Linked DNA regions of Mus musculus: all the other regions are linked to region 2. Evidence: chromatin loops called from intact Hi-C (ENCODE). Cell type or tissue: heart. All regions are shown on one strand.

Evidence for each region. A loop is a pair of places that touch in the nucleus more often than their neighbours do. Peaks named below come from ENCODE experiments on the same cell type or tissue, not always from the same donor. Only the 100,000 strongest peaks of a DNase experiment are listed, where the experiment ranks them.
Region 1: a loop joins it to region 2, with 4 times the contacts of the local background. A loop is called at or near these places in 6 of 42 quality-filtered maps.
Region 3: it touches region 2 in a loop (2.0-fold over the local background); 3 of 42 quality-filtered maps call a loop at or near these places.
Region 4: a loop joins it to region 2, with 2.9 times the contacts of the local background. A loop is called at or near these places in 3 of 42 quality-filtered maps.
Region 5: a loop joins it to region 2, with 5 times the contacts of the local background. A loop is called at or near these places in 5 of 42 quality-filtered maps.

Annotation. Positions count from the first base shown.
Region 1 is chrX:99,292,515-99,297,514 of GRCm38, forward strand. Gm39528 (a long non-coding RNA gene) reads left to right here. Exons shown (of 3, transcript XR_878181.2): 2 at 1,569-1,793. Among named protein-coding and RNA genes, the nearest start is that of Gm30649, 3.4 kb to the left of the region's middle. In heart, no CTCF peak of the experiment used is centred here; DNase peaks (open chromatin) are centred at 517 and 2,407; H3K27ac peaks cover 489 bases; H3K27me3 peaks cover 2,308 bases.
Region 2 is chrX:99,357,064-99,362,063 of GRCm38, forward strand. No RefSeq gene overlaps it. Among named protein-coding and RNA genes, the nearest start is that of Gm30704, 25 kb to the left of the region's middle. In heart, a CTCF peak has its summit at 1,919 (motif pointing left); no DNase peak of the experiment used is centred here; H3K4me3 peaks cover 239 bases; H3K27ac peaks cover 1,164 bases; H3K27me3 peaks cover 3,355 bases.
Region 3 is chrX:99,230,378-99,235,377 of GRCm38, forward strand. No RefSeq gene overlaps it. Among named protein-coding and RNA genes, the nearest start is that of Gm46674, 34 kb to the left of the region's middle. In heart, a CTCF peak has its summit at 2,770; a DNase peak (open chromatin) is centred at 2,944; H3K27me3 peaks cover 1,846 bases.
Region 4 is chrX:99,572,570-99,577,569 of GRCm38, forward strand. No RefSeq gene overlaps it. Among named protein-coding and RNA genes, the nearest start is that of Gm31155, 18 kb to the left of the region's middle. In heart, a CTCF peak has its summit at 2,393 (motif pointing left); no DNase peak of the experiment used is centred here; H3K4me3 peaks cover 494 bases; H3K27ac peaks cover 288 bases; H3K27me3 peaks cover 2,977 bases.
Region 5 is chrX:99,518,647-99,523,646 of GRCm38, forward strand. No RefSeq gene overlaps it. Among named protein-coding and RNA genes, the nearest start is that of Gm31155, 36 kb to the right of the region's middle. In heart, a CTCF peak has its summit at 4,399 (motif pointing left); no DNase peak of the experiment used is centred here; H3K27me3 peaks cover 3,841 bases.

The DNA.
Region 1 (5,000 bases), 65 kb before region 2:
ACTACAAATATTTTTAGATTGCACACTGCTGAGTGAGTGTGGTGGTATCCAGGAGACTAAGGCAGGAGGATCACGAGTTCAAGGCCAACCTGGGCTTTGTAGTGAGACTTTGCCTCCCAATTTACAAGGGGAGCAAGATAGGGGTGTCGCTTATTGGTGAAGTTCTTGCCTATCATGGGTAAGACTGAGTCCCATCCCAACCACACAAAAGACTGCTATGTAAAGTAAATCGGCTAAAATGCAGAAGGCATCTAAAATAGCCCTTGGCACGCTCTGACCGCTGAGGAGGTTGAGTTGAATATTTCGCCACTCTCCTTCGTAGGGCATTCCAGAGGGAGGAGCGTGAGAGAGGCAAGAGAGCTGTCGGACGAAAACACAGTTCAGGGGGTCACTGCAACTCCTTAGAGCTGGCATCCTCCCACATTTGGACAATAGCATCTAGAGTCTTTAAAAGAGGGCCTGTGTGATGAAACAATTGCACTTCTGGGAATTCATCCTGCGGAAAGAATAGGTCAGCAGAGACGTACTTATCAGGATGTCCGTGGCCTGATTATTATAGCACAGAGAAAAAAAAAAGTGGCTTAGCTAAAGGAATTACGGTGTGTCCATGCACTGTGACTAGGGAAACCAAGCATGTCACTCTACAGCACTGATGCAGAAGGATATTGCTAGGACAGTAGGCACGGTAGTCAAGGCTGGATCGAGACACTGTTAGGGGCTCAATATTGGGAAAGAGAACCTATTCCTATTTATGGAACACTGAAAATTGCCTGGCAACGATTTTTTGAACATTTACTGCTTCTATTATGAGAAAGAAACAAGGAACAAAATGATTTCTCGTTTGAAAGCAAACTCTTGAAGCTTTAGAACCTATCTTTATCTGGGAAGGGGTCCTGGGTCTTAGGCCTCCAGGCAGGAGTGATCTCCCAACTTGCTCACGAGCTAGCCCAGCATTTCAGACTTCTCGCTGCTGCTTGCCAAGAAGCAGGGGTAGAGCAGAGAGTGGAAGCATTAATGGAGTCAGCCAGACAAATGTGGACTTCTCTGCTTCTAGAAGAAAGCCTCAAAACCACCAGTCCAGGTGACCTTGCTCAGCCGTTCATTCATCTGTTCACTCAAAAATGATTTACTGAGCAATTACTATGTACCCAGACCAAGTGGTGAGGACACAGAAATGAGCAAAAGTGACAGAATTCCTTGTTCTCATGGAGATTTCAATCCATAGCAGAGAGGGTATAATCTCTCTCTCTCTCTCTCTCTCTCTCTCTCTCTCTCTCTCTCTCTCTCTGTGTGTGTGTGTGTGTGTGTGTGTGTGTGTGTGTGTGTGTGTGTGTTGGGGGCAGAGAGGGGACAGTTCACATCATGGCAGCCAGGAAGGAGAGAAAGAGAAAGATGGAGGGGAGAAGGGGATGGCTGTGCTGTGGGTGCTCTTTTGCTTTATTCTTCTTGTGCATCTCAGCCAGTGGGAGAGTGCCACCTACATTCAGGTGGGCTCTTTCCTGTTGGCTAACCCTCTAGAGAAATACTCGCCCAGATAGAGTCTGATCTGTGCTTTATGAATCCCCCAGGAGCTTCTCAATCCACTCAAGTTGGCAAGATTACCCATCAGAGTGTGTCGCTGAAAACAGAGGAGATTGAAATCAACAGCTGATCTGGGTGAGGAAGCCAGGCATGCGCACAACCAGAAAGCGCGCATTCCAAGCAAGTGCAGCGCCCCTGAGGTGGCAAGGCTGCTGCTGAATGGGTTGAAGTATAGAAAAGAGGCCATGCAGGCTGCCAAAGGGACATTCCAGGTAAATCTGGGAGAGGAATGCACACTAAATCAGGGCTGGGTGGGCAAGCCATGGTGAAGGTTTGGCTCTTATTCAAAGTGAAATGAGGAGACAGGACAGGGGTCTCAGCAATGTGACAGTCACTTGCCTACATTTTAGCAGAATCGCTTTGGCTGCTGTCATACAAGTAGACTGATGTAGAAATAATTAAAAAAGGAGAGACAAGGAAGCAGTTTAGAAGCTATGACAGTAATCCCGGTGATGTATCTCAGACCTAAGTGGCAGTGGAAGTGAAAAGAACTGTCCTTTCTGCTTTGACTGCTTGCTGGGCTCAGATGTTGCACCAAATCCAGAATGATCTGTGGCAAGCATCCCACTTTGGTGAGAAGATGGCATGCAGTGTGTCCTGCTGTGGGGCTACCCTTCTTCCCTGTACGACCTTTGTGTGGGGTATTCACTATTGGATTCCTCCAGGGCTTAGAGCAGGGGTTGCTTGACTGGAGCTGAGCGCAGGAATGAATGTGGTGGAAGTACAGACAGGGGAGTAAGGAATTCAACCCAATCGTGGGAGGAAAAGGGCGGGGATGGGTGGACAGAAGTGATCTGCTCATTAAGCCAAGCCCAGAGGAGTAATTTCTGCCTCAGAACATATGCGCAGGCGCAGACCAGCCCTTATCTCAGCCTCGCTGATGGAATTTGGGTGTAACTATTCTTCCCATTGGTCACAGGAAAGAGATCCCGCTTGGGTAGGATTCCTCCCCTCTTAGAAAGGAAGCTAGTCCAAGAGAAGGCATAGAGCTAGTGTTCCTCAGCGGGAAACAGAACCCAAAGCATGGGCCCATCTTAGTCCACTCTACATCACCCTGTCTTCCTGGTACACTCCTGTGCCTCCTACACGTTTCATTCTCATTTGATAACTCAGCAACTTGTCTTCCCAAGTTCTTTGTTCCCTTTCCTCTGCTTTCCCCTAGAGCGATCCACCAGCCCCTGGGTTCCTTGAAAACCCTTGCTTCATTCAGTGCAAATGCCCTCTTAACCTTGAAATGTCTCGAACATTTTTCTTAGCAAGATTCCAATTCCCTGAAAAACATACCCCCTGATGGCTGCAGTCAGCATGGGAGCCTCACTTTCCCTTTAGCTAGAGGGTTGGGAGCTTGACTGACTCTGACCATGGATGCCCCATTTTCTCTGCCTTCCATGAGTAGTATATCCTGAACCACTAACACTAAGGTTTGGAAAAGGGCTCATAAAGACTTATCAAGCATACTGCCAATAAAATAGTAATGTTTTAGCGAGCATTTCGTGGATTCAGGTTTTAAATGGGGCAGATTAAGCCAGTACCTCCAGTACTGCCTGCCAGCCCCAAGTCTCATGGAAACCTTAGAAAAGGGATCTGAATATGTGCTGTTAAAGGATTACATGTAGGATAAGAGTCAACTACGACAAAATGGTGTGCGGTGAGGAGGAGAGAGATGAGAGCTAGAGCTGACTTGGCAGGGAACACAGGCACAGGCCTCACAGAAGAGGCATCCCAGACACTTCTGAAGATGATGGGGTATTCATGCCGACAATACATGGCATGACTGAAAGTCCCACGACACAGAATTGGCCTTCTTGCACCTTGCCAGAGCACTGGAAATTTGTTTCCTAGGGAGGCTGGACACAGAGGCAACACAACAGTCCTGCTTCCAGAATCTCTGGAGTAGAGTCATCTCTACACTGAAGCACAAAGCCTGTGCCCTCTTCCCCTACTCAGCCACAGGAGCCAAGCATCCATGTTTCTCCCACACCTCACCAGAGCGATATTTGACTGTTCCCTTAAAGGCCAGAAAACTCACTGCCCGTTGAAGACTGCTGGGATCTGCATGGAGATTTCTAATCCTCTTGTCACTTCCCAACCCTTAAAAATGAGTGGCTAGCCAAAGACCACCAGACATTTCAGAAAAGTCTTCAATGTCCAAGACAAAGGCCATACAAACAGAAAAGCCAACTCAAAGGAAACAACACAGAGTCAAGGCGTAAAAGAAAATTAAGCTAACAATCATACTTTGGTGACTTCAGCAACAAAGGTCACCTTGTACTCAAGCCACATGCTGTGTAGCCACTACAGTGATACTCTATGTCATCCATCGTCAGGACTCCAGCTGAAGGAGCAGCTTTCAGTCTGGGACACCATTAGACTCATAAAAGAAGGAAGCAAGGTAGCAGAATGGCAAATGACTTGCAGTGCTTGTGCTAAGAAATGGAATTTGTCACTTCAACTCCCATTTCCGCAGCCAAAACAAGGGACACATTGACATGTAGTGTCCAGAATGCACAGAATATTTTGTTGCATAGACAAGTCAAGAGACAGAATAGCATATGTTTCTACAAGTCCAGAATATATCAGAATCCACAAAATAGAAGCAGAAAGCAATCAAGGAGGGGAATAGAGTTAATGAATTGCTGATGTGGTAGCATAAATGCTAAATTAACTAAGTCAGCAAGAAGCCAGAGCTTTGAAAAGGAAGATAAAGTTGGCAACAATGGAGATGAACAAAGAACTGGGAAAAAAAAAAAAACAGAAAACTGCAAGAATACACTAAGAGCCCCAATATGTAACTCAAAAGATTACCAGAAAGAAAAGAGACAGCTAGGGGAGGGGAGGAAGCATCAATGAGCCACTTTCTCCAGGTGGAAAGACACCAACATCTCAAATTCCTCGGAAGTGGAAGGCAAGTCCCTATTACCGAAGACACTATACACTTCAGATGCAGGACCCAAAGGCCCCTGAGTTGAAACTGACCTAAAAGTGTCTTCTCTAAAGATTAGCTTTCATGGTACCAGAGGACATCACACAAACTTCTAAAGGAACGAAGAAATCAACAATCTTTTCTAGCCAGTATGGTTATGAACCACAAAACTGACCCATGTGGCATGATAACCCTAAAGGTGGAATAGTGGTACTGATACCTTTGTGGTAACCAGCAGCTTTCTGATTGGACTTCGGGCCTGCTCAACAAGCGGGAGATCATGCCTGTACTGAAATCCTAGCCAAGTACCCAGGGGTTATAAAAATCATGGATTTTAGAGAAACTACAACCACCACTGCAATAACTACATTTTAAAAATATTTGTCTATTTACCCAGAGAAATGTAGTCCTCACCTCTTATGGAGGAAACTCTTTCCTTGAAACTGACATTGGCCATTACAGAAAGGTACAACAAATCAAAATGCCAGTTCTGGAG
Region 2 (5,000 bases):
TTCAGAAGGAAGATCAGGGGAGAGCAATGATGTCCCACATCCTCAGAGGTGCTAGAGGGTTTTAAGGCAGACTATAGTAAAGGCCTGCTGGTCCATATTGTTAGAAATGATTGTATAACTAGACAAATGGGGAAGAAGACAAACATCCCCTCACAGGTCATAGAAACATAAAGAAAGAAAGAGATGCACACATCTGAATCCCAGCAACACTCAAGAGACTGAGACAGAAAGATCGAGAGTTCCGTGCTAGCAAAGACAACACAGAGCCAGGAAGGGGGTGCTAAGAAATCACAGTAGTGTGTAGTAATCATCACATGAGTGTGACAATTAGTGTGTGAACATTATGAAGAGAAACAGGGCTTGTACAATCTAACATTGTCTCAAAGACGACTGTGTGGTGGACACAGCTTTTAGATATCAATTGGACCAAGAGATGAAGGTAAATAGCAGGCATAAGGCATGTTGATATCTGAGCCTCTCCATCCGCTGAGCTGAGAAGGGCACTATTCTTGGCCTCAAAGCACCTGCTCTTCAGAAGAGTCAATATCACAAAGAGGAAGGAAGCAATATCAGCGCAATGGTGGGATCTTGGGTAGGGAGCTGTGGCAATCTGGGGAAGGGTAGCGGGCTCTGCAGTTCAGATGGTAGTACTGGAGCAAGGTGAAGTTGGAGTATGCGTACTACGGTTATGTAAGATGTTACTATTAGGAGAAGCCAGGTGAGGGGTGTATGGCGGTGAACTGTTCTATTTTTTACACCTTTTCTGTAAGTCTAAAATTAGCTCAAAAAAATAAAAGGTTGAAAAAGTTGCCACATAAAAGATTTAGGGCAAATCTATGGAAGGCCTCTGGTGGCAAAGCCAGGAGGTTCTTTGGTGGAGTTCTGAAGGGCACCTATCTCCAGCATTTGAGGAAGAACCTGGTAGACCTGGGCCGTTAGCTACAAGGACTCAAACCCAAGAACACTCTGAGTCCCTTTAGGACTGGCAGATTCCTCCAGCAGAGATCTGTTCAACATGCTAACCTACAGTTGTCCAGATGGCCCGTGTCTCCAGGCCAGCCTCCAGTCTCGTGTCATTGGCTGACACTGGGTTGCCCTCTTTTTCCCTTGTAGTATGCTGCTGCTGGCAGGGGCAGTCCTGAGTCCCCATGCAGGCAGGGAGTGTCCATCCTGGATGACAGAGGGGGCAAGGTGAGACTGAAGCTGGGGAAGGCTTGGCAGGCAGGCAGGCGAGCATGTGGGTACTCTGGAGGGAGGGGCTCAGACAGTGGTTAGCTGCAGAGTGGGGCTTAGCAGCGGGAAGGGGGAAAGGAGGGGGCTCTCCTTCTCAAGAGGCCCTTTCATGTTGAAATCAGCCAGCGTGAATGCTGGCGGCCCAAGAGCCCAGCCGGGGGAAATGTGAGAGCCTCCTTATCTCCGCTCATGTCACAGCGCCGTCTGCGGTTCCCAGCCGGCCATCGAGGATGCATTAGAAGAGTGTGTATGGGGGTGTGTATGGGAGGGTGTTCATCAAGACCTTTGGGCTGGGCTCACTCAGCTAAGGGAGTTTGGAAGAGGCCATAGTAAAGGGCTGGAAGTGGACATACTGCACTCTGCACACTGCATTGGGCACATTGCATCTTGAAGCAAGGACAATTACAGACAGGGCTTCAGGTCTACAGTTGGGGGCTTGGCAAGAAAGCCTCTGGTGCTACTCTTTCTTATCAAATGCCTGAATGAACTGTACAGCATGCTTTGCCTGGCTCTGGGTGTGTTGACCAGTTTACACACCCACAGGGCCAGAGCACTCACCTCATCTTGGGAGAGGCATGAGGCACCACTCTAGCTCCATTTTATCCTAGGCTGGAAATATAGGCTGGGGAGGCTGTGGTCCCATATTCCCTAAGACACTGTCTGCCCAGGAGTGACCCCTGCTGTCCAGACAATCTTGGAGGCAGAAGGCTGAGCCTGTTGACTTCCTGTAGCTTACATTGGGTGTTCCTGTTGTTGGGCCCCTGTCACCCTCTGGCCTCGTGTTGCTCTTCTATGGGCTGTGAGGTGCTTTTCAGATCAGCCCCTGCAGAATAGAGGTGGGTGAAGCCAACATCTGGCCTGTGGGGCACTACTGGGTCCCACAGCTGGAGCTGTCAACAGCTGATGTTTTTACAGACACCATTTGCCTGTGCAAGTTCCTGGCCTCCAACACATTCCCACCATGGAGAGGTCCCTGGCCTCCTCCCCCACTGCACAGAGATCTGAAAGATGCTGGTGAGCTAGAGCCAGGTCTTCAAAGTAGGCTCTGTTGAGTAATGTTGGAAGGCTAGAGGATACCACAGTGGTATGGTCTGAAACTGGACAAGATGGAGGGAAGAGCTCCAGGAGCCCCAGGGCAACCAAATCTAACTGAGGGTCAGTCTGTCCCTCTGTCTCATCAACTTAAAACAGCCTGCTCTCTGGGCCCTTTCTTCTCCCCATCACGTTCACAAGGCTGTTTAAAGGTATTAGTCTCCTCTTGAGCACACAGTCCACCAGAGGAACATGGGCCTCACCTTTCACTGACAGCCAGAACCGGGAACAAGTGAGTAGCATAGTCATCTAACTGCTCCCAAGTAAGATTCCAAGGAGAGACAGGGAAGGGGATCTCAGAGGGGCAGGAGCCTGACAAAGGACGGTTTTTTCTCCTGGTGTCACAAGCTCCTAGGGACCTAGCCCTCTGCAATGCCTGCTGTTTTAAACACACACACACACACACACACACACACACACACACACACACACACACACACACACACACACACACATTATTCTGTGACTCCCTTTGAACTCCAGGGAGAAGGCAGAGAATGCTCAGGCTGTCCTGGGACAAGAAAAGAAGGTTAGCTTTGGAATCCTATGTGGTCCATACGAAGCTCTATGGCCAAAGGTGTCTGTGTCTAGATTTTTGTTCAAAGTCAAGCATCAACTCCATGAATATATTCTGAGCGCACACAATGTGTCTGGCATTCCATGAAGCACTTTTACAAAGAGGCAACTGCCATTACTCAAGTGCTTGCTATGCAGCATGCAGTCATGTGCACAATTCTTTTGGATCTTCATGAAATCCTGCACGAGGAACTAGGAGCGTGTCCTCCATGGGGAAGATGGGGGAAAGTGGGGGCCAGAGAACCAAACCATGTAATCTGGGTCTCCCAGGAAGAAAGTGGCAGAGCTAGGAGTCCACCCTATTTCATAGGCCCGCACCATCTGTCTAGGAAGAAAGCAAGGATAAAAGCCATCTGCACTAAGAAGAGAGACGGGCAGCAAGAAAGAAGCTCTGGCAAGGAGCCAGTTTCCTCTCTGGGACTCAGGGCTTTGGAGAGATGGGGGTGGATCCCTCTGAAATCCCACCCCAGACTTATCAAGCCTGAGTTCCCCAAAGGTGGAGGGAATGTTGTTGGGCAAACGAGGGCTTGTGAGTGTGCCTGCACAGAACTGAGAGTCAAGAGCAACAGAAGCCAAAGCCAAGGGACCCAAAAAAGCAAAGGGCAGAGCGAGCTAGATTTCCAGGAGTTCTCAGTGGACAGACACGCAGATGCTTTCAGAGCAAAGGATGACGCTTCCTGCTTTGTGAATCTGAAGGCTCTGGAGGTGCCAGCGGCTCCCTCAGTAGGGAATGGAGGTGTCAGCAGGTATTTCAGCAGGATGCTGGCAGACAGAGGAAGCCAGCCATTACTGTCCAGCAACTTCTACATAGACACTGTCCCACATTTCTCAGAGCTGAAAATCAGGACTCATCGCACACATTTTACAGAGGAGCAGGGTCGGGGGTAACTGGGGCTCTAAAAATGGGACCATAGGAACTCAGAACAGATGATTAAGAGGAGCACATATGCAGATTGGCGACCAAGAGCCCATTTTTATTTGGGCAGCCATAACAACATGGCTGAGGCCAAGTCTTCTATTAGGACCACAAACTTATTTCTCATGGTTCTAGAATTTTAAAAGTCCAACGGCAAGGTGTCAGCAGGTTCAGTGTGCCGTGCAGAGTATCCAGAAGGGGATCTTCTAGTTCTGTTCTCACACAGAAGGGACAGCAAAGCTCCCTCCTGCCTCCTGGTTTTTTGTTTGTTTGTTTTGGGTTTTGTTTGTTTGGGTTTTTTGGTTTTTGTTTTGCTTTGTTTTGTTCGGTTTGGTAGCCTAAGTTTTTCCTTGCACCAGCCTCGTAGGCAGCTTGGGTGTTAGTTACGCAGGAGCTACCACACACAGTTTCTTTTAGTAAGGACAGTAATCCATTCCTGACGATAAACCCTTACAACCAAAATGACACTCCCCCAAAGTCCCTGCTGCCCCTCTATAGCATTTTATTGAAGATTAGTTTTCATCCTTGTGAACTGGAAGGATGGGCACATGTTCAGTTCAACTTGGCGTGAGTTAGAGTCATGTAGGAAGAGGGAAAATCGCTTGGAAAAAAAATGTCTCCATCAGATTGATGTGGAAGGGCCCAGCCCTGTGGGAGGTACCACTCAGATAGGTGGTCCTAGGTGGTAGAAGAAACTAAGCTGAAAAAGCAGTGCTCCTCCATGGCCTCTGCTTCAGTCCTTGCCTCCAGCTTCCTGCTGTGGGTGAGTTCCGGCCTTGGATGTGCTCAGTGATGGGCCGTGCGCTGGAAGAGAACTTTCTCTCCCCAAGTTTCTTTTGGTCATGGAGCTTATCACAACAACAGAAAATAAGCTAGGACAAGATCGAGAGCTAAGGAGTGGCAGCAGAAAGATTCTCAGAGCCCACAGCTGTGCTCTGTGCTCGTGATCCCAGAATCTCTTGGACAGCAATAGCTCTTTGGTACAGTCCTGGGGTGGGGAAACCAGTCCACTTTGGGCTAGAGGGAAGTAAGAGTATATAGTCTAACATGCCCCCTCCCCCTTTTTTAGTTTTAAATCCTCTGTAGCATCCATGATTACTGGGTTTCTGCTTGAATTGAAAAGAGGTTGGTACTCCAAACAAAAGCATGGTTCCTGGAGTGGCTACAGTGGGTTCAGTGTGTC
Region 3 (5,000 bases), 130 kb before region 2:
CATAAACCTAGCCTAACCCCTAATCCCCACTGTAGCTTCAGGTTTATAATCTCCCACCAAGGCGTCTTTAGTTGCTTCTATTTTGAATGCATAAAGGGTGATGTCCACCCATAGGAGGTGGCTTCACTACCACAAACTTTTGGGAATGGGCTTATGGAGGTGGGAAGAGGAGACTTTCAGTTTAGGCTTCACTGAGCTGGAGGCATCTGGGGGTCATCCTGGAGGAAATATGGAGTAGGCTGTCAACCATGGGCCTGGAGCTCAGAGGAGCAGTTTGTACTGTAATGATCTGTCGAGAGGTGAGAGCTAAAACTGTGGGAATGAACTTCAGACTTGATGGTTTTGATTCTTAAGTAAACAGCCAGCCAAGCACCAGTATATTTTGGAACACTGGTGGCCAAGGACGTGACAGGAAGAACTATAGGGAGACGGTGGGAGGTGGCGCCCTTCCCCAGTAGGGTACAAGGGGATCCCTCTTCTGGAACTGCCCTGGCTGTCACACACCTCCACAGGGGAGAGAGGGCCCTGGCTAGGGGCCTGCCTTAGGAAGGAGGAATGATTAGAATGAAGCCATGGCTGGCCTGAGTCCTCCTCCTGCCAGATGTTGCAGTGTTCCCTGGGTCTTCTCCCCTGGCCAGAGCCCGTGGACCTTGGTTTGCTGAGTGCCTCCCATCTCTGTAGAATCAAAGCATTCCTTTTCCCCAGCTTCTTCTCTGCTTTAGGCCAGCCTCTGTAAGTCAGTGCTCTGACCCTTTCTGAGTTGGGCCCAGAAAGCCTCACAAACCTTTTGCTTCCTGGCCTGGGGATGTGCTTTCCTCCCTAGCCCACCCAGCCCAGGCCCTGAGCCATGGCACAGGCTAGACAACAAGAGAAGCTGGGGAGCATCTGCCCCAGGAGCAGGCTGCTGGGAAGGCAGCTCCAGGCTCCTGCTTCTAGAGCTAGCCATGAGGCACCCCAGTAGGAAGTACAAGGGGTAAAACCAACAGAGGTTAGTGGGACAGCAGACAGAAATGTCAGGGATGGGATTGTTGAAAGGCCAGGTTGGGTGGCATTAGCAGGATGACAAGACCTGACCCTAGTTCATGACATGAACGAACATGTCAATTGGGATCTTTGGATATGTGTGTGTGTGTGTGTGTGTGTGTGTGTGTGTGTGTGTGTGTGTGTAGCCCAGGTTGGATTTGCTCCTGATCCTCCTATCTCTGCCTCCCTAGTGTTGGGATCATAGATCTGCACTGTCACACTCAGCTGGGTGTTGCTGTTATTGTTTCATTTTAATGTGGTGGGAGCTTTTCTTGTTTGGTTGGTTTCTTATTGTTTTGAGACAAAGGGTCCTACTGTGAACCCAGGCTCATTTGGAAATCATGATCATTGTGACTCTACCTACCTCCTTGGTGCAGCCTCAATGGGTACCTATTAAGTTGCCAGTTGAAATCCCATTGACAACTGGCCAGGTGCTCTTCTGTGTAGCCTCAGAACTCCCCACTGAAAAGGCCAGGCTTGTAGGAACCACAAGCCTGACATCAAATCCTAGTCCCAACTCTTTCTGGTGTGACTCCGGATAAATACATGAATTTCACCGTGGAAACGTTTGTTTGCCCATGCATAGGGTAGAATGAAGATAACATTTTCTTGCCTAGGTCGTTAGCAGGGTTAGATGAAGGAGCACATGGGTGTGCTCTGTGAGAGCCAAGGGCTATAATTATATGTATATGAGCTATATTTATCAGCATGGCGAAGATGGAGAAGTAAGTTCTCTGCCTCTTTGTCATCTGAGGGCACATTCCCCATTTCCTTCTACTCAATCCTGCGGGACTCCTTGAAGACTTAGCCTACTGAAGGTCAGGCTTAGGACACTGGTTTCTTGTTCTGCTGGAGGCCCCTCAGCATGCTGCTTGACTCCTCTGAGCCGTGAGAAGTGTGCTCTGTGGATAGCAGTGCAACGGAAAGGGGATTTTCTCCTAGTTTCTTTCCCTCCCTCTGGATGATGCGATCAAAGAAGAGGTTCACACAGAGGTGAGGCCCAAAGGCACAGCAGCACCCTTCCCAGATGTGGTGTGGGGGCAGGGGGCGGGGGAGACTGAAGAAATGTGGCCATGTGGAGGGCAGGGCCAGGGCTGGCCTGCCTGTGATCAAAGGCACGGGTGGGGCGGGGCAAGGGCTGGGGGCAAGTTCCTCACATTGCTGACGGGTTAGTCCTTTCTCTTGGTTGCCTGGATGCCTTGGTAGCTCCCAGTCCCTGTGTTCACTGGTTCATCGTTTACTGCAGGGCTGTGCCTGCAGCCAGCATTCAAGCCGATTATGAATGGGGAGCAAGCTACTTACATAGTCCTCTATGGAGTGGGTTGAGAGATACATGCCAAGCTGAGTGCTACCTTACTCTGCTCTTGTACCTGCACCAGTGGAGATACTGGTAACTTGTTACTGCCCAACTGTCCCAGGCACTTCACTTGCCTGACTCCCATTTGCCTCCTTGTGTGCTGGTGGGCGGGTCTCAGCCTACTGGCACTGGGCAGCCATTCCCGTGTGGTAGCAGTAGTGGCTGGGAGCCTGTGTGCTCTCCTGGGTTGGAGCAGGTGGGTGAGCTTAACTCTGCAGATCTGGGGCAGAGGAAGATGGGCATAGAAAGAACTGTTTTTTTCCTCCGGGGAAGGAAAGATCTTGGTGTTCCTGGGTCAACTCCAGAAGCCCAGGGGCTCCAGCTGCCCATGTCACCAGGAAATGTGCATTCTAAACAATGCCCAGGCCAGCCCATCCTGAATCCTACCTACCACCCCTAGTGGGAGCCCTGGGAGATGCCTCTGGCCATTGTTCCCAGAGACAACTCACTGGGGTCAGACCTGGGCGATACCAGGGTCCTCAACTTCCACACCCTGGGAGGAGGCTCATGATGTCCCAGAGAAAGTTCTTTCCAGGCTTTGTTTTGGATTGGGCAGGAAGTCACTCAGGACGTGATGGTTTGGGTGGGGGCTGGGGTAGAGGAGCATGGGGGTTGTCAGTTTTCCTTTTGGTTTCCTTTGGGGAGGGCTATTGACGAGGTAAGCTGAGGTAAGGAGCAGATACTTGGCTCAGCTTCTAGTCAGGAGACCTTAGCACACCAGTTTCTTTATCGCTCAATGGAGATGGCTATTCCTACCTTCTAGTTATTGGGAGAACTTTTTTTTTTCCCACCAAGATTCTTTTGACAGCTTTTCTGGCACATAGTTCGGGTATTGTTTTTTTGTTTGTTCATTTGTTTTTTTCTTTGATAGGTCCTGCTATGTAGCCCGTGCTGGCCTCAAATTCCTGATCTTTATTCCTTAGCCTCCTTAAGGCTCAGATTACAAATATGTGCCATCACCCTTGACTTTATTTACTATTACATTATCTGTCTATCCATTTTAGTCATACCCTCTAGCCTAAACTGGCTTGGAACTCATAGCCTCGTCAAGCCTAGCATATAGTTTAAATGTCAGTTCTAGTTTCCTTCTCTTTTCCAAGCTAAGACTCCTTGTCTCAGAAGCCTTAGGCACTCCTGTCTTTTTAACCGGCAACAGGCACCATTCAGGCACAGTGCTGGTAGCATCCCCACTTTACAAGTAGGGAAACAGAGGGAGAGGGAGAGTGATACACAGTAAAGAAGGTGATATGAACAGCTTTTGTTCTGCTGTGATTTGTGCCCTGTCCGGCATTAGACTGCAACTTTGAGTACTTTTCTGCTTTTATGAGTCTCACGTTATTCAGTTGCTCAATGGGGATGTTTAACTCAACTCCTCCAGGCTTACTATCAATCCAGGGGCACTGGACATACCAGCCATGACCTGCTGTCCTTGCTTCTCTCTGTGGGGCCAGTGGACAGTGGACCTGTGGATGCCGTGAGGCATCTATCCCTGCCATTCCTTGGCATTCCTTGCCAGCAGCTGAAAGCTCAGTCTTTTTGGGCTCCTTCCAGGAAACAGAGCTGAATGCACATGAGAAAGACTTTGTTAAAGAGATAACACTGGGTCAATTCACATTTTTAAAAACAATACCAAGTCATTCCTTTAAGCTGTGATTAGCAGTAAATGACTTTTGACACAATGTGGAACTGATTGTGACCAATGGGATACTACCACTCCTTAGGGAAAACTTCTGTATTTCTGATCACTTTTCTGATAATGTATGAATCCATGGAAATACAAGTGATGATTGGTATTGTTCTATTATCATTGTTTTTGTTCTGCAAGGCATGCAGTATAAAGGTTAAGACTGTAGGCTCAGGAGGTAAACTTGTTGGGTAAGAAGATTGCCTAGGCCATTTTCCAGCTATATAATATTTGGTATGAATATTGGGTATGTTACTTAACTGTTTAATGCCTTGGTTTACCCAAATATCAAATTGGGATAATACTAATAATAGTGTATACATATGTATATGTAGTATATAATAGCATACACACATACATATCAGTTGTTTGAGAATCAAATGAGATAATTGAATTCAAGTGGTTAGCACAGTATCTAGTTCAAAGGTCAACATCTAAACCCTGCAGGCCAAGATGGCTTGTTGCCTGTTGCTAAAGACCAAGCTTTACTGAACACAGCCATATTTGTTTGTTTACCTATCATCCATGATTGTTTGTGGCACCTCAGCCCAGTCAAATAGTTAACATCAGAGTCCTAGAGGCACAAAATCTAAACTCCTCACTGTCTCTTCCCTGGGGCAGGGAATCTGTGAAAAACTTTTGTGTTCAGGCAATATTATTTTATTTTATTATTCTAACATTTTTTTCATTGTAAACATTGAGATCCAAGTCCAAGGAAAGGAAATGACTTGCCCAAAGCCATACAACTAGGGTGGTACAGTACTGGGACCACACTTAGCTCAGAAAACTTTCAAGGATGCAACATCAACTACAAATTCATCCATGCTTGGCATCCTTGGGCTCAAGGCTCCCTAGACAAAGGATTCCAGCTGCCAAGCCAAGAAGAGGCCTCTTCCCTCCAGTGCCAGGTCAGTAGGCATGGGCCAACAGTTTTAC
Region 4 (5,000 bases), 220 kb after region 2:
GCCATGGTTTCTTTCTTTCCTGGCTAGCCTACCATTCTGGGGTCGAAATTATTTTTTTGTACTTGAATCTGGACCTCATTCCTCTGTGATTTGACCTTGGACCAATCACTTACCAGTCTGTGTCTCAGTCTCATCTAGAGAGTGGGGCAGTGCTAAGATTTATGAAAAATGGAGTCCCTGGGTGTCCCTGAGAAGCAGTGGGACCCAGAGCGGGAGAGTAAAGTCAAATGAGTTGTCTCCCTTGTTCCTCAAGTGTTAAACGTTGTTCTGTTCAACCCTTGTGCCAGGCATTAGGATTTAGAGCAAGCAAAGAGGTTCACACACTCATAGTTGAAGCCTCAGGCATTTTTTTAGCTCTGTGGTGGAGCCCCTGTGGGTGTCTGGGCCAGAACCACCCTGCCTGACTATCTGGGCGATTCCCTGGGGGAGCAGAGGAGGTTGCTGCAGTGTCCCTGAGCCTCTCCTTCCTCCCAGTCTGCTCCTCCTCCCCAAGGCTGTTGAGAGGCTAGGGTGATGGATGGGGCCCTGCCTTCCCCTCACTACTTCTTTGATGAAAAGAAAGAAAAGTCCACCTGAATCTCAAATCAAAAACAGGTGAATTGCCACTCTGGTCTGCAGGAAGGTTGGGGGCTGAGGGGAGAAAGGAGAGGTGATAAATCACACTGTCAGGTGGGGGTTCTACCCTTCAGCTGTGGTAAGGACTTTGGGCTGCCCCAGACCTGCTTTCCTCCTAAGATGGGGGTGTATCAATCACAAAATGTGGGTAGCGGGCAACTGTCCCTAAGCATTGAAGGCTCACAGCAAGTTGCTCCATGGCCAACCCTCCCTCCTCTCCACCAGCCTCCACTGTCGCCTCTACACGTGGGAGGTACAACTCTTCCCTTGTGTTCCAGCATGCTTGAAGTTTGCTAGCACCTTGCCCACTGAGGTAGGAGTGTGTGTGTGTGTGTGTGTGTGTGTGTGTGTGTGTGTGCTCGCACATGCTCATACCTGCACTCACTCAGGCTTGCTCACTTTGTTGTGTGTATCTGGGCAAGTCCCTGGCTCTCTCTGAACTTTGGCTTCTGTCTTTGAACCACAAAGGGGTTCTTTTAGAAGCTAAAAAATGACAGGCAGATAGATAATGGACCTTGCATTTGTATCCTAGGAAGGGTGGCATGGGAGCCCTGGGTGTCCCATACATTGGTATGGCACTTCCTTCTGCCCAAACTTGTGCACTGATACTGTGCAATGATAGACCATGGATCCCTGGACTTGGTAAACAACTATCCCAGAAGACTGTCAGCACACTGAGAGTGTGACCCTAATCCAATCCTGATCTGTTTCTCTTGCAGCAGAGACACAGCAGGGCCTCAATGTCAACAGTACATAGTCTTTGAAAGTGGTGCGGTGTGGGTGGTGGGTGGTTGGGGGCTGTGAGAGCAAAGGGCAAAGCTGAGCAGGGCACTATTTAGATCTCCAGAGACTGACTGATAGGGAGGGGGCGGATTAAGGGATGGGAGAGACCTCAGAGTTCTATCTACTATATAAAGGCTAACTAGACCCCTGGGAGATGATACAGGAAAAATCACAACACGAGGGCCAGGCTGTAGAATAGGCCCCACCCAGGCTTTGGGTTCAAATCTTCCAGTCTCAGGAGAAGCTGTGTCTGCTATGAGAACTGAAGAGTTTCTGATCTAGCCTGATCCACACCCAAATTCCAGCAGCTAGATGCTGCCAGCCTGACTCCCACTGTCTACCTACACAAGCCTGGGGGCTGTAGCACCCTAGACTCGAAGCCAGGAGCGACTTGCAGCCTCCAGGAAGGCTGGACAGGAGCCAGAACCTTCCACGTTGGCTTCTGACTCTTGCAGTTCCAGACCTTCAGAAGAGCAAGGGTAGAAGGAGCAGGAGAGGAAAGGTGGAGAAGAGCGAGCTGGAGAGGATGCAAGGAAGAGGGAAGCACGGGGAACGAAAGCTCGAAGTCCTTAAGGGGGAAATAAAAAGAAGGAGAGAACAGTCCACTGAGCACGGACTTGGGCGAAGACACAGGCAGAGCAGAGAATGGAGGGTGGGGGGTAATACAGAGACACCCCTAAAAGGGACAAGCTGTGGAACAGAGCAGGAAAGAGGGGTCGCCAGAGGGGCAGAGAAAGGACCCCAGCCCAGGGGTCCCCCTCCCTACATTTCTGTGAGCTCCCCAGAGGCGGTGGGGGCAAACTGAAAATGAAACACCTCGTCCCCGGGCCCAGGGATGTGACCCTCAGAGTAAGAGGATTAGGGAGGCTTCCAAGAGGAAATGGGGAGGGTGCCAGGAATGGGGGAGCCGAACATAAACTCCCGCTGCCCCCCCCCCCCAAGCCAGGAGAAAGCTTGCGGACCATCGCACTTGAGCCATGGAGTACCAGTGCCCCCTTGTGGCACAGGGCCGACTGGAAAACTGCTGGTGCGTGGGGGCTGGGGTGGCAGGGGTGGCAGGGGTGGTATGGGTGGTTTGCGTCCCACACAGGACTTTGGACTCCTGGAGTCTGCCGGTGTGAGAGAACATCTGAGATGGACTAGTGACTGTCCAGGACCTCCAAAGCCTGAAAAACATCAATGAAGACTGAACTGTGAGCCTGAGGTTCTCTGTCCCTCCCTCCCTTTCTCTGGAGCACACCAGGCAATCTGCAGGCCACAGGGCAGGCAAAGGCCTGCGCTCCCCTCCACTGTGCCTGCTCCAATGTTAGGTGTACAGCTCCGCTTTTAGTATCCCGGTCTCCCAGTCTCGCAGTCTTGTATCTGGGCCTCTAGGTGCCTCCCACTCAACTCCCAAGAGCTGCTTCCCTTGGTAGCATATGCATGAGTGCTTGCTGGTGCAGGGGTGGGGTGTGCATGTGAGTGTGCTTTGTGCACAGTGGCCTGTCCCAGCGCAGAGTGGAACTGGGAATGTCTTTTGCCTGGGAGAGTCAGGAGCCTTAGGTTTCAATTAGTCTTCATCATTGACTTGCTGTGCAATTTTGAGCATATTCTTACCCATTCTGTAAGTCTACCCCTCCCCATCTAAAGCCGGAAGGGCTGGTTTTAATGGTTTTACCATACCCAAAGACAGAGCTTGATTAAGAAAGGAGTCCCTACGCTCTTCACTGTGATTCCGAGAGGTGATTTGCACAAACCTGAGGACATCCCACCTAACCATGAGCTGGAACCTCCTCCAGTGTGCCCTCATCAGTGTCCCTACTCCACATTTGCCCAGTGAGGCATGTGTGTATGTGGGGTGGGGTGGGGTGGTCTGTACTCAGGCCTGCTCACAACCTGGGATGCCTTCTGTCCAGGAAGGGCTCACTGATGAGAGGGGGTAGTTCTGAGTCTCTCTTGCTCAACTCAGAGTGCAGCACCCGGTCTATTGGGTCTATTGGTGAGCTCCAGTCTGGGAGAGGAGAAATCTGAGCCTGCTGGCGGCTTCCCCAGGAGGGAGTGGAGTGTAGAGGTGAAGAGCAGCAGGAGGATGCACCTGGCTCAGCAGGAGAGAGCCCTGGGAGGGAGCAGGGCAGGGCACCCTAGTCCGAGGATAACCAGGGAGTAGGAGGAGTTGAGGAGCTCTGGTTTCCAAGGAAGTTTGATGCTTGAGCCTGTGGTCCAGGTTTCTGTATCTGCAAAATAAAGGTAAGAGCGCTCCAACGGCAAAGCAATCGGGAACAATAGATGAATTCACAGAGATCAGCAGCTAAGACATTCACTGGCACCTAGTGCGTGCTTTGTTTGTTCGCTTGCTTTTTTGAGACACTGTCTTGTGTCTTGTTCCTCTGCCTTATTTTTTTTTTTTTTTTGCACTGTTCTTTAAATTATCATTGCATATGTGCAGTGGGACATGTGTCATGGTGCACATGTGGAGGTCAGATGACATCTTTGTGGTGTCAGATCTTCCATTTTTCCCCCTCTTTTGGCTTTTTGAGACAGGGTTTCTTTGTGTAGCCCTGGCTGTCCTGGAGGAACAAGCTGACCTCCACTTCAGAGATCCACCTGCCTCTGCCTCCTGACCTGGCTTTCCTTCCACCTTTCTGTGTATTCTGGAGATTGAACTCGGGTCACCAGGCTTATATGTCAAGTACCTTTACCCACTGAGCCACCTTGCTGGCCCTACTTTGCTTTTTTGTTGTTGTTGGTGGTGGTTTTTTTGTTTGTTTGTTTTTTGTTTTGTTTTGTTTTGTTTTTTTGTTTTTTTGTTTTTTGTTTTTTTTTTTTTTTGAGACAGGGTTTCTCTGTGTAGCCCTGGCTGTCCTGAAACTCACTTTGTAGACCAGGCTGGCCTCGAACTCAGAAATTCGCCTGCCTCTGCCTCCTGAGTGCTGGGATTAAAGGCGTGCACCTCCACTCCCGGCTCCCACTTTACTTTTTAAGACAGGGTCTCTTACTGAACCCAGAACTTGACAATTGGCTGGCTAGTGAACTCCAGAACCTGTTCCCATGCCTCCTTAGCACTGAGTTACAGATGTATCTCAAACCATACTCAGACCTTCTGTTGCTAATTTTTCATCTCCAGCTTTTGGCTGGGTGCTAGGGATCTAAACTCATATCCTCATGCTTGAAGAGCAAGGACTTTGCCCGCTGAGCCTTATTCCCAAGCACCCTGATCTTGATCATCTACTCCAACTGTGTCTATTTCCTGGGTGCTGGGATTAGAAGTCACTGCAGGCATATGCCAGTGTGTCTGATTTATGCCTTGCTGGGAACTGAACTCTAGTCTTCCTGCTTGACAGGTAAGTATACTACTAACTAAGCTGTGTATCTCCAGACCTTCTTTTGCTGTTTTGTTTTTTGTTTTTCCTGGAAACCCTTTCTTGGAACATACTAGTCAGAGGAATTCTGTAACGTTCTAGCTGGCAGGACTTTATAGATGATGGCTGCGAGCACTGGTTCTCAACCTTCATAATGCTGGGACCCTTTCATACAGTTCCTCATGCTGCTGTGAGCCCTAACCATAAGATTATTTTCAATGCTACTTCATAACTGTCATTTTGCTACTGTTATGAATCATAATG
Region 5 (5,000 bases), 160 kb after region 2:
GCCAGTTCTAAAAGTGCCCCCAGGGTAGGCCTTTCTGCCATCTTGATCCTGTGCACCTTGTCCCCTGAGTACCTGGGAACAAGGTCCTAAGGTCTTGTCAGAGACGAGTCAGTCTGTTTTACAGCTGCTTTCCCATCCTCCCTGTACCTTGAGTTCTGGCCAGTTTCCATCCTCCACTGTGTGAAACTTGAATGACTAAAACACTGGTTCTCAACCTGTGGGTAGTGACCCTTTGGAATCAAATGACCCTTTCACAGGGGTCACCTAAGACTGTTGGAAAACACACACACATATATTTACATTACGACTCCTGAAAGTAGCAAAATGATGGTTATGAGGTAGCAAGGAAAATAGATTCATGGTTGGGAATCACCACAATGTGAGGAACTGTGTTACAGGGTCACAGCATTCAGGAAGTTGGGAACCACTAAGTTCCCTAGGACATGACCTCCACTGGCATTGGTGATGGGGGCTAGACAGAGATGGATACAACACTCACTCGTAACCAGCAGCCCTGTCTGGAATGTTTCTGGTGCTTCATCCACGTTGCTTTGGAAGTGATGACCCTCTCTCAGAGGTACAATGATTCTAATCTGAAGTTCTGTTTCTCTCTTCTTGAGGAGAGAGAGAGAGAGGGAGGGGGGAGGGAGAGGGAGAGAGGGAGAGAGGGAGAGAGGGAGAGAGAGAGGGAGAGAGAGAGAGAGAGAGAAAGAGAGAGGGGGGAGAGAGAGAGAGAACATAGACATAGAAAGAGCTTACTCCTTCAGGAAGACTTTGGAAGGGTGATCAAAGGACAGAATTGGGTGGTCTAGTGACCTTAAGGGTGACACAGCTGCTGGGAAGAAGAGTTCAGGACAGGCCTTTTTGGTCAGGCTGAACTATTATGCAAGGGGACAGCTGTCTCCAGGAAGAGTGAGACCTGAGACCTCTGTGCTCAGAGACATGGAAATGGAGGCTGTGTATGGGCAACCATGAGAGGCAATGTAAGAGAGCCAGTGACAGAGGATGGCGCCTCCTGCCTTCGTTGTCCCTTTTGTGGGTATGTATGTCTTTGTGGCAATTAATACAGACCCGAGGGATATTTGTCTTCTTGTCAACTCTCCTCACTGAAATATTTGTGCAAGTACTTAAAGCTAGAAACAAAACAAAAGGCTCGCGAGCAAGTCCAGGTTATAGTAAGAGGAGGGGAAAGAGAGGAAGAACGAGAAGAGGACCTCCAAAATGAGAAACGTATAAGAAACAGTCACAAGCAGAAAAGGAGGCACATATGCAGGGGCTGGGGGCACAGAGAAAGGGAAGATAGAGAAGGTTTCAGGGGCATCCAGGCCAGGAAGGAAGCTAGCAACAGAGACCACCCCCCAACTCCATTTGCTTCTGTCCTTGTCCCAGCAGTTGGGAGGCTTTGGGGATAGGAGTGGGGTTTTTTCTCTAGCTAATCATGGCCGTACAAGATGGGGGTAGTGGCGGCCCACTGTTCCTTCAGAGGCTAGGGAGGTGCCGGGGGCCAAAGAGGCTTGGGGGGGGGGGCAGGTAGTGACAGGAGTGAGGGTGGATGCGCTGCATGGGTGGGGGTGGAGGGAAGACCCATTGCTCTTCCTGAAAAGAAGGTAGAAGAGGCGTGGGGCCCACTGAGTGGGTGAGGGTGAAGTGCTCCTCAGGAGTGCGACAGGCAGGCAGCTTGTGAGCTGAGAGAGGGGCAGCTGCTGCCATCCTCAGATGGGGAACACATCCTCCCGAGCAAAAGAGAGAATCCTGCTGTGGTGCTTTAAATAGCCACGTGTTCTGACAAGGCTTATTCACACCTTCACATCAGACTCTTGTGCAGAGTTTTTTCCACATCTACGCAGTAATCTCCATGGTTCTGCAACTATATACTTATGCATTTATGCCTTCCACGGCTATGTACAGCCACATCCATATCTATAACTGTGTCTATGCCACTGCAGTTGTCGCTGTGCCTATATGATCTATATGAGACTGTCTCTGGCCATTGCTCTCTACCCAGTTAGGAGCAGCTTGGCATCCTAGGGGTCAGAGCCTCTGCTTTTTCAGATGTTTGGCTCCAAAGCCATAGTGTGGTTTCATGGGAGTTGTGCAGAACCTGCCTTCCCACTTTTCATTTCCCACAGATGAGTTACCCTTGCACGGCAGAAGCAACTGCTTTATCCTGCATCTGTGGTGATGAGGAAGACAAGAAAGCATGAAGAATACTAAGCTGGGAGTAGAGTGGGAAGAAAAGGAGCCCGGGATAGGAGAGCAATTAAGTAGTTGTAAACTTTAATTATGGGTGGCCCGGCACTGTCACCGACCTGCTGTGTGACCTAGGACAAAATCTTGCCTTTCTGGGCTTTGGTGTCCCCACCCATGCCATCGTTAAAGTCCTCCCAGAACTGATTCCTTCACAAGCTGACAGCTGCCAAACCTTTCAGATCCTGGCATCTTACCACTGGAGAGCTTTGAGAATAACAACCCAGTGTAGTCAGAGGGATAAGTGTCCATGCGGTGGTTCTGAACATGCACGCTGACCCTAATGATGGGCAGATGACATCTATCTGCTCCTTCGATGCCCCTTAGAGAAAGTGGGAGTGGTAATAATACTATAGGTATTGTACATACCTCATGCATTACTCTGTGCAGCATCTGGGTGGATGACCTGCTGCCCGTTACTAGCCACAAGTTACCATACCCACTGATTCCATGTTTTGCAAGAGATAGGTCAAGTGTCAGCATCATCAGAGGATGAAGGAACAAGAAGTAAAACATCCTCTCACATACCACTTGTTTTCTCTTCTAATGTTCCTTGGAACTTTTTGAGATAGTTTTTCTATTCCAGGTTGAACTGGAATTCCCTCTACAGGCAATCAAACAGTCCAGCTGCCTCAGAGGAGTTTCTTAGTGCACAGAGAGTTGGGAGTGGATGCTACTGTTTGGTTGGGTCCCTTCTCTGGGCTTCTGGCTGTGTCTACCAAAGACCCTACTTTAGGGCTGTCCTCCCCCCTGCTGATTAGGACATAGGTCCCTTGGCACACAACCCCTTCGTAAGACTTCCTTTCAAGGATTCTCTCCGACTCCAGGCCCAAGGTCCACAGGATGTCCCATTCCCCAGGGAGCCAGTGGAGCCTCCCATAGGGCTTGTAGGCTAAGCTTTTAAGCCAGATTTTTCTCTCAGACACACAGAGCCAACAAGCAGAGTTCAGGGCTCAAAGGTGGCAGCTATAGCCTCAGCTTTCGCAGAGCTAGCCTCAGCTTTTGCCTGGCTAGCGTTACCAGCCTGTGCTACCACAACTCTCTTACTACCGAGCACTTCTGACTTAGGCAGGCCCTCGGTGTTGTTTCCAAGTTTGTTTTGTCATGCTGAGAAAGGAACCCAGGGCCTCAAGTATGCTAAACAAGGGCCCTATCATCAACCACATTCCAAAATCCCAGAACTGTTTCAGATCCCCAGGAGCCTATGTGGCAGGTGCTCTCATTTCAATTGGATTTACACTCCAAAGCTAAGGCGAGAGGGAACCCAATAACACATTATCTCAAGGCACTTGCCGTGGCCTCCTTAATTCTGGGTTTGCGTTGATCCCCAGGCAGCCTTCAGGTCCCCTACAGATCTCTTCTGTGTCTCCAGGTCACCTAGTCTATACCCTCAGGCTCAAAGCCCAGGCCTCTTCTACTTTACGTCCCTCCCTCCCGCTCCCTGCCCCAAAGACAACCGAAGAGGCAGTCCCTTCCCCCTTCCTTATTGTTGACAGCTCCAGTGCCTTCCGAGTCAGCCTCTCCCGGAGGCTGATCCCGACTGGCCAACGGGTGTCTCTGCCTGCCCTTCTCCACCCCGGCTCCCACGTGGAGCCTCCTAGGCTTAGGCTGTCCCATTCACACAGAGCCTTCCCCCATTGTCCAGGCCTGTCACTCAAGCCTAGCATTAGCATTTCTAAAGCCATCTCTTAGACACCACTAAGGCCTAGTCGAAAAAGAAGATCACTTTGAAACACTCGCTTTGGAAAAAGAGCTTGCTAGACAGGAAAGCTTAGCTTTAGATTCAGTGTTCCAGGACTCAGTGTGTTCACTGTTGAAATGGGGAGAACCTCTCTTTTCCTCTCTAGACTTAGAACGCCAGAGCTTCCTAAATTCAGAGCAGTGAGGTAGAGTGGTACCTGGGGCCCCAGTAAAACTACTTGTAACTTCCCGGGGGTTTCTTGAGCTCTGTTATTCTGGATCCTCCATTCTCCACCCACATGCCAAAGAAGGCATGGAGTTTTGTCAAAACTGGTTTTCCCTGCCCTAACCCAAGCGGCCTTTGTTAGGGCCCTGGCAGGATGGGGCATGAATGGGGTGACTTCTTTGCCCTGGCATCTGCAACCCGCCTAACCAACTTGGGTGGAGAGACAGCGCCACCCAGTGGTAGCCTGGGCAGTAAGCCAATCTTTTCTGGGCTGGGTCCTTACAGACCTGGCTTCTGGGTGCTCCGCGGAGTTACCTCACCAGAGAAAACCTTTCAAAACTTGAGGAATTTTACTGGTATTGGTTTAGCTATGTCAGAACCAAAGCTAAGGAGAAACTCAGCTTAGCTCAGCTCAGCTCAGCTCAGTTCAGCTTTTGCCTTCATCCCTTGTGCCTCTCCCATCACACAGCTAGCTCCTTATCCCACTCACAAGGTTCTTGCTTCCACGGCAGGTTCTGTTGTTGCTAACTAGGCCTTTTCCGTCCTCTGCATCACTTTCCTTCATCTGTGAAAATGGTGGGCAGGATACTCCTTGGTAACCTTCTGTCCTTCCTGATGGGCTGGGGAAATAGGAAGTAGGGGGTTTTGTGGGCTGGAAGGAAGGAGGGTGTATGTTTGTGGTATAAGGCACTTCTCCAAGGCTACCACCACCACGGCGCCGGTCCTGTGCTGCCAGGCATTAACAAAGGCTGAGTCAGGACAGGAAAAACAGTTCTGAGACAACCCCATGTCTCCCGTGCCTGGAGACTCACAATCTGCTGAGCAGCCTGGTTGACCAGCAGAGAAC